Regions from separate parts of the Homo sapiens genome. Here regions 1 and 2 are each linked to region 3. The links are chromatin contacts, found by Hi-C or POLR2A ChIA-PET in ENCODE. All regions are on one chromosome and are shown on one strand. Each heading gives the region's core, a stretch centred on a gene start or an enhancer-like site at or near the end of the contact. The rest is flanking DNA. Distances are from core to core; before and after follow the strand shown.

Evidence for each region. Hi-C counts contacts between places; a loop is a spot of excess contacts on that map. ChIA-PET counts read pairs that join two places held with the same protein, here RNA polymerase II (POLR2A). Pooled maps may share reads with other maps.
Region 1: a loop to region 3 is called in a map of tibial artery, with 2.3 times the contacts of the local background. The contact joins the promoter of IFITM2 here to the promoter of HRAS in region 3. A Hi-C loop is called at or near these places in 1 of 168 maps with a recorded cell type or tissue (tibial artery) and 6 of 50 pooled maps. POLR2A ChIA-PET finds 5 or more read pairs at or near these places in 6 of 52 experiments (HepG2, Panc1, activated CD4-positive, alpha-beta memory T cell and 2 more).
Region 2: a pooled map shows a loop between it and region 3 (4-fold over the local background). The contact joins the enhancer-like site here to the promoter of HRAS in region 3. A Hi-C loop is called at or near these places in 3 of 50 pooled maps. POLR2A ChIA-PET finds 5 or more read pairs at or near these places in 5 of 52 experiments (H1, Panc1, activated CD4-positive, alpha-beta memory T cell and 2 more).

Annotation. Positions count from the first base shown.
Region 1 is chr11:306,566-309,065 of GRCh38, forward strand. IFITM2 (interferon induced transmembrane protein 2) reads left to right here and starts at 1,251. Exons shown (of 2, transcript NM_006435.3): 1 at 1,251-1,873; 2 at 2,448-2,500. The coding sequence starts at 1,628. RefSeq lists enhancers at 1,492-1,911, 2,292-2,411, 2,432-2,500.
Region 2 is chr11:325,852-328,551 of GRCh38, forward strand. IFITM3-AS1 (IFITM3 antisense RNA 1) reads left to right here. Exons shown (of 5, transcript XR_007062540.1): 2 at 1-1,777. Among named protein-coding and RNA genes, the nearest start is that of IFITM3, 6.3 kb to the left of the region's middle. RefSeq lists enhancers at 646-785, 1,206-1,575, 1,636-1,685. Within about 2 kb of position 1,305, at least 33 of the 41 ENCODE cell types and tissues checked have a DNase peak (open chromatin) inside an H3K27ac peak, as active enhancers do.
Region 3 is chr11:534,126-536,825 of GRCh38, forward strand. It overlaps HRAS (HRas proto-oncogene, GTPase), which reads right to left and starts at 1,451. Exons shown (of 6, transcript NM_005343.4): 1 at 1,291-1,451; 2 at 87-250. The coding sequence starts at 197. It also overlaps a transcript of LRRC56 not described here. RefSeq lists enhancers at 1-524, 525-1,381, 1,403-2,110 and a silencer at 388-547.

The DNA of each region.
Region 1 (2,500 bases), core at 1-2,500, 230 kb before region 3:
AAAATTTATCTTATAGAGCCAAAGTCATCGTTACTCAAACACATCACTCTGCAGTTACACGGCTGCACGCTACCGTCATGTAAACTCTGGAATACTGACGTGGACCTGACCACCCGCTGAGGTGAAAGGCTACAGCAGGGTGAGCAGCTGCCCATCTCTGTAAATTCCACCCTCAGCGATGTCCTCTGCGGAGTCTGGCCTGGTGGGAGAATAAGCCCAGGAAAATGGGCCCATGTAGCACATCAGGAATTAAACAGGGCGCAGGTCGCGGTGCACATAGGCCTGCAGGCCACGTTCCTGCCCCTGTGACCCGCACTGTCCCCTCTGACAAGCTCAAGTGCACAGCATCAGCTCTGTTTGCTGCAATAGCCTCTGCCAAGGAAGGTCCAGGAAGAAGCCCAGAGGCCACACAAGGTGTTTCCACAGGGAGGCTGTAACCTCAGGAGCTGCTCAGAGGCAGCACCGGTTCATGGGAAAAACAGGCGGCAACTACAGGAAGCAGCTGGCACCCGTGTGAGGACCCAGGGAAGAGGCAGAGATGATCAGAACCTGGAAATCTGGAGGGTGCCCCAGGGACCAGCCAGCCAGAGCTCTGGGCAGCGTGGGTGCTGCTGGGCTGTGTGGAGCGGGTCTGGGAGCCGTCACCCAGGTGGGCCTCCAGGGGAAAGGGCCATGGCTTCTAACTCCACCGTCCAGGTCTCTGCTATTGGCATCCCACAGCCCCCTCTTCTGTCAGTGCTCCCAGAGTCCCCTTTCCTGGGCCTGGAGGGCTCCTTTGGGGCAGGCAACATTGGCCGCCAACCCTCTGACCTGCACCAGGAGACACGGGGACCTTTAACCCCCAAACCCGCATGGAGCAGGACTGCAACCCCAGCAAAGGACAAGGGATGTCAGCAGATGAGGCCTGTGACAAGTGAGATGAGGGCTTTTTTTTTTTTTTGAGACGGAGTCTGGCTCTGTTGCCCAGGCTGGAGTGCAGTGGCACAACCTTGGCTCACTGCAAGCTCCGCCTCCCCGGTTCACGCCATTCTCCTACCTCAGCCTCCCAAGTAGCTGGGACTACAGGTGCCCGCCATCACACCCGGCTAATTTTTTTTTGTATATTTAGTAGAGACGGGGTTTCACCGTGTTAGCCAGGATGGTCTCGATCTCCTGACCTCATGATCCTCCCACCTCAGCCTCCCAAAGTGCTGGGATTACAGGCGTGAGCCACGGCGCCCGGCAGAGGTGAGGGCTTTGGGGAAACGGTTGTGGGGCCTGGAGTGTGGAGGCGTCAGCGCAGGCCTGGCAGGAGCCCTGAACCGGGACAGTGAGGTCCTGCAGCTGCTGGCCTGGGGTGTGGAGACTCCCAACACAGGGGAAGTCTCCAGGACCCCACACCACTAACAAGATGAGACTTGTGCTCCTTTGGGCTCTAGAGAGGAAGCCCCTCTTAGCCCTCAGCCCCTCTTTCCTCCCTCTCCTAAAGTAATTTGATCCTCAGGAATTTGTTCTGCCCTTATCTGGCCCTGGCCAGCTCTGCATTTGACAAATGCCAGGAAGAGGAAACTGTTGAGAAAACGGAACTACTGGGGAAAGGGAGGGCTCACTGAGAACCATCCCGGTAACCCGATCACCGCTGGTCACCATGAACCACATTGTGCAAACCTTCTCTCCTGTCAACAGCGGCCAGCCTCCCAACTACGAGATGCTCAAGGAGGAGCAGGAAGTGGCTATGCTGGGGGTGCCCCACAACCCTGCTCCCCCGATGTCCACCGTGATCCACATCCGCAGCGAGACCTCCGTGCCTGACCATGTGGTCTGGTCCCTGTTCAACACCCTCTTCATGAACACCTGCTGCCTGGGCTTCATAGCATTCGCGTACTCCGTGAAGGTGCGTATGGCCCTGGCGGAAATCCAGGGGGTGCCGGTGAGCCTGGGGCTCCACCTGCCCACATGCTGCCTGGGGTGGGGACTTGTGTGTCCCTGTGACTGTGAGTTTGTGTGCACGTCTGTCCTGTGTGTGCCCACGTCAGTGGCTTTGTCTGTGTGATCTGTGTGTGTGTGTGGCTTGGGGAATCTGCCCAGTGCAGGTCTAGGAGGAGGCTCCAGGAGGCTGGCTGGCTGGCTCAGAGTCTGTCCCCGGCTATCCACTAGCCCAGAGCAGTTCTCCCTATAGCCCAGTAAGAAATTACACCTTCACCTTCCAGACTGGCACCCAGGCTCTCCCAGAAAGTGAGAAGGGAACTCACAGGTGACTTCACCCCATGGTGGGGAGAACAGCCTGTGCTGGGGCCAAGGCAGAAGGAGGATGAGCCCCGAGGCTCCTGGAGAGTCTGAGCCGGGTGAGGAAGGGGAGGAGGTGGTCCCTGATCTCAGGGCAGGGAGGAGACAGTGAGGAGCTGGAGCCATAGCACGCGGCTCTCAGCTGGGGGATCCTGGTCCCCTCACCATCTCCTCTCCCCCAGTCTAGGGACAGGAAGATGGTTGGCGACGTGACCGGGGCCCAGGCCTATGCCTC
Region 2 (2,700 bases), core at 55-2,554, 210 kb before region 3:
AGTGCAGAAGGCTTGGGAAGTGTGGTTCCTGGTCTCTTACGTGGCCGTCTGTGGAGTAGCGTCCGGACGCTGGGGTACCGTGGGAAGGGTGGTTCCCGGTCTCTTACGTGGCCGTCTGTGGAGTAGCGTCCGGACGCTGGGGTACCGTGGGAAGGGTGGTTCCTGGTCTCTTACGTGGCCGTCTGTGGAGTAACGTCCGGATGCTGGGGTACTGTCTCTGGCAGGGCTGTTTTCTCAGGCACCTTCTCCCACCTGGACTCAAGGGTTCTGCTTTCTTAGAAGTTTCTGTTTCCTGCTGTTTGGAAATTCGTGAATTGTGTGAGGTCTGAGGAGGGGGGTAACACATTTCTGAACGTGAAGTTATACATTGAGGGTGGGTAGAAGCACTGTGGGCTAAGGAGGCTTCTCTGCAGGACCCCATCAGGACGGTGTCAGGGCGTGTGGAAACACTGTAGGCTAAGTAAGCAGGCTTCTCTGCAGGACCCCATCAGGACGGTGTCAGGGCGTGTGGAAAAACTGTAGGCTAAGTAAGGAGGCTTCTCTGCAGGACCCCATCAGGACGGTGTCAGGGCGGGTAGAAGCACTGTGGGCTAAGTAAGGAGTCTTCTCTGCAGGAGCCGCATCAGGACAGCGTCAGGTGACTCCAACCTCCTCTTGTAGGGGTGCCAGAGGCCCCTGTGCGCTTTACCAGGCCTGGGAGTCTCCTCTCCTCACCCCAGCTGCTGCAGGACCTCACTGTCTTGGTACAGGTCCCTGCCAGGCCCCAATGGGGCTTCCACACTCCAGGCCCCACAGGGAGCCCCTCAAGCCTTCGCCTCTCTCGTCACAGGCCTCCTCTGCTGAAATCTTCCCTTTTCTGGGGCTGCGGTCCTGCTCTATGTGGGTTCAGAGGCCTAAGCCTCCCCGTGTCTCCTGGTGCAGGTCAGAGACCCAGTGGCCACTGCTCCTGCCCCACAGCAGCCCTCCAGGCCCAGGACCGGGGACGACAGGGAGCACTGACTGAAGAGGAGGCTGTCTTTGGACACGGGGAGGATTCCAGGGCCTGTGGGGGCAGCTTCGGTGCTCAGGGCTCACACGTGTGACCCCCTCCTTCCGCTTTCCGGGGCCCCTTTGTTTTATAAAATGCCACAGAGGTCGAGGGGACATGAGGGTCAGGGGGGAGGGGGGTTCCTGGACTCGGGGCCACACCCAGTAGGGCTTGGGCAGGGCTCTAGGGCCCCACTGGCCAAAAGCTTCCTGAGATTACAGCAGTTTCCTCTTCCTGCCTCAGTGCCCCACGGACAGGGGGTGCGATCTGAGCAGAATGAGGTGACGTCACTGGGTCAGCGGCTCCTGTGGCATCTGGCCAAGGACAATGTGCTGAGAAGTTTCCCCTGAAAAAATCAGAAACAAAACTCACCTCAGGAGAGGCCCCTGCACCCTCCAAGAGGAAGTGGGAGTCACGTGAGGCTCGTCTTGATTGGGGTTCCTGGAGAGGAGGCCCCCTCTCCCCAGGTGGGGGCTCCTGTTTCCCCTGCTCTGCTCTGAGGTCCCCAGGGTCCAGTCCCCTCCCCACCCTATCCTGGAGCTTGTCAAGGCCACCAGAGACCTGCTCCCTGTGCCGTCTCAGACTGGACTCTGGGGTCTCCGGTGCCTCCTCTGATTCTGCACCTCGGTGCAGCCTCTGGCCTGGCTGCGCTCTGAGGAGCTCCCTGTGGCCACCGAGCCCTTGGAACGTGGCCAGTTCCATTCTCAAACTGCTGTGAGTGCAAAGCTCATGCTGGATTTTGAAGATTTGGTGAGAAAAAAAATTTCTTTGTAAAATGTCAGTATTTCATCAATAGTATATTTTGTTGATGATATGTTGAGAAACTATTTTGGATATGTTTGTTTAAGTAGATTGCTGGCCAGGCATGGTGGCTCACTCCTGTAATCCCAGCACTGGGAGGCCAAGGCAAGAGGATCGCTTGAGGCCGGGTGGTTGAGGCTGCCGTGAGCTGTAATGGTGCCACTGCCCTCCAGCATGGATGACAGAGACCCCACCTCTAAAAACAATTAATTAATTAAAATTAAATCAGTAAAAAATTTTTTTAATTAAAATTTTAAAAAATAGATTATTAAAACAAATATCACCCATTTACTTTTGCTTTTTTAGAAACATTGGTACTGGAAGATTTAGCATTGGGTGTGCAGGGCCCACCCTCTTCGCTCATGTCACTGGCCCCTTCCACTGGCGGCATTGCAGGGGGAGCCGCCGTGCATCCAGAAGTGAGGGTCCTGGCCTGGAGATCTGCTCCCGCAAGTCCCCCAGGACTCCGGCTTCCTCTCAGGGGTTCACTTCTTTCTTGAATTAGAGCTGGGTCTCCTGGCCACAAAGGAGCTGTATCTTTGAGGCTTGGAGCCTTCCCCAAATATGCCTCGTATGGCACGGGGCAGGCCTCTGGGCAGTGGGCAGCGGGGGCTCGCTGCTGCCAGTCCCTGACCCCCGCCTTGGTGTGAGTGCTTCAAGTGGCTTCCCCACTGCCGTTCAAACACGATAACTTCAGAAGGTGGCATTTGTACCTGACATCTTGGGAATCTTAAGACTTTTTCTAATGGTTTCCAAGGACAGGCTAATAATCAGAGAGATGAGAACAACCTGGTCATCATTAGGAAAACAAAATGTTCTCACTGCACAGGAAAATAAGGTTGATATTTCTGTGAACCTACTCAAATTAACAC
Region 3 (2,700 bases), core at 201-2,700:
CAGGGGCTGCAGCCAGCCCTATCCTGGCTGTGTCCTGGGCTCGCCCGCAGCAGCTGCTGGCACCTGGACGGCGGCGCCAGGCTCACCTCTATAGTGGGGTCGTATTCGTCCACAAAATGGTTCTGGATCAGCTGGATGGTCAGCGCACTCTTGCCCACACCGCCGGCGCCCACCACCACCAGCTTATATTCCGTCATCGCTCCTCAGGGGCCTGCGGCCCGGGGTCCTCCTACAGGGTCTCCTGCCCCACCTGCCAAGGAGGGCCCTGCTCAGCCAGGCCCAGGCCCAGCCCCAGGCCCCACAGGGCAGCTGCTGGCAGGGCCATCTGAAGGGCAAACCCACAGCGGTCCCTGGGCCCCAACGCCAGGCAGCAAGGACTGCAGCGTGCCTACCTGTGCAGCTGCAACCCAGCGTGCGGGAGGGCTGTCGCCTCGCCCCCACTTGCTCTTAATGACCCAGTGATGGGAAAAGGGACCCAGCCCTCAAAGGCAGGGCTGACAGCTGAGCGCTCTCAACCACGCACCCAAATTAGAAGCTGCTGGGTCGGCAGAAAGGCTAAAGGGAGGCGCCCGAGGGCTGAGGTTACCGTCCTCCAGAACAGGTCTGGCCACGGCGGAGCGCGCCACGGCGTGCCCGGGCAGGCTAGTGCCAGCCTGCAGGCCCCGCGGCGCTGGTGCCTCCGACAAGTATTTGCTGAGCGCCTACTGCGTACTAGGCGCCGCCGAGGGGAGGGCAGACCCGGGCAGCGCCCCGCACCCCCGGCGGGGAACCGGGGGCATCTTTCAGCCACAGAAAGCTGGAGAAGACAGAGGAGCTCCTGGGAAGCAGGGACTGAGCGACAGGAAGGGGCCGAGAAGCGGCGCGGGAGACCCGGAGAGGGAAAAGGCACTGGGGCTGAGGCCCCCGGCCTGGTCCGCGACCTGTGATGCTGAATCGGGGGTGCCCGGGCGTGCCGTGGCCGCGGCCGCCTCCTCCCAGACGCCCCCGGGTGTGAGGGCGCCGGGCCCGAGGCTCCCGGGTACGCCGGCGTGGGGACCGTGCCCAGCGCGAGGCCACGGGTGGGGCCCGGATTCCCGCAGGCCCCAGGGAGGAAGGGGCCCCCGCCCGCCGCAGCCCCCGACGCCCGCTCACCTGTGCCCGCGGGCCCCGCCCGGCCCCACCCACCCGCCGCCGCCGCCGCCGCCGCCGCTTACGCCCGCCGGCCCCGCGCCCCCGGCCCGCGCCGCGCGTATTGCTGCCGCCTGGGGGCGAGGAGGGCGCGCGGCCCGGCCGATCCCTGCCCGCACTCACCGTTCACAGGCGCGACTGCCCCCGGGGCCAGGGCCGGGGCCGAGGCCGGGGCGGGGCGGGGGCGGGGGCGCGCGGTTCGCCCCGCGCATGGGCTCCGTCCGCGGCGGGTGCGGCTCGGGTTGCGGGCGCAGGGCACGGGCGGCGGAGACTCGGGCGGGCCTGCGCACGCCCCGCCCCGCGCCCGTCCGTCTGCCAGGCGCGGCCTACCATTGGCTGCGCGCCATCGGGCCCCGCCCCACCCCGGTTGGCTGAGCGGCCCGTCTGTCAGGAGCCGCGGTCGGGCGGGGCTTCCGGGAGCAACGCGGGAGGCGGAGCCAGTAGGGCCGCGGCCTCTCGGGGTTGGGCTTGGCTGGAGACCGGAGCCGAGCTCGGGGTTGCTCGAGGAAGGCCAGGGAGCCGGTGTCTGGGGGCCCGGGGCGGCATCTCCGAGCAGGGCCCCGGGCTCTCCCGGGAACAGGCCGGCGAGAGAACCCGACTCAGCGGTGCCGGTGCACCAGAGGCCCTCCCTGCGCCGGCAGCGCGGCGCCGCCCACCGCGGAGGTCCCGGGGCTACGGGCTGGGGAAAGGCTGGGATCCGCCGGGACCAAGGCGGGATGCTCGGAGCTGGGGGCCCCCGGGTGGCCGCGGGGTCCGGTTGCCCGGCTGCCCTTCCGCGCAGGTGGAGCGGCCGCGCACCCCACCTACCACCACGCACCCCAGCTCCCCTACTCCCACCGCAACCCACCCCGAGGACGCTTGCAGCCCCGGTGGGGTTCCGGGCGGCGGGCGCAGCCGTGTGCCCTGGGGCCAGGCGTGAGAACGCCCCCTCCACCACTCTCCTCTTTCTCGGGCCTGCGTGGCAGGCGACCCTGCCCGCCCAGTCCCCCCAAACTTGAGGTTCCAACGCTGCAGAAGCTCAGCGTGGTCCAGTTAAACCGTACCCACAAGTTGCCACAGGGGAGCGAAGTGCCCAGGGCTCACCCCAAGCACATAGACGCACATCCTAGCTCTTTCAAACCCAAAAAGACATGTTTTTAACATTTTTTAAAATTGCAAAGGAATCAGAAATACATCCTCATTAAAAAACAAAAAGGGCCGGGCGCGGTGGCTCACGCCTATAATCCCAGCACTTCGGGAGGCCTAAGCGGGTGGATTACTTGAGGTCAGGAGTTCAAGACCAGCCTGGCCAACATGATGAAACCCTGTCTCTACTAAAAACACAAAAAATTAGTCGGCTGCAGTGGCGCGCGCCTGTAGTCCCAGCTACTCGGGAGGCTGAGGCAGGAGAATCGCTGGAACCCGGGAGGCGGATGTTGCGGTGAGCCGAAATCGCGCCACTGCACTGGGCAACAGAGCGCTACTTCGTCTCAAAACAAAAAAGGCGTTTTACAGTCAGGCAAACCCTGCCTCTGCCCAGTCCAGCGCCCGCCT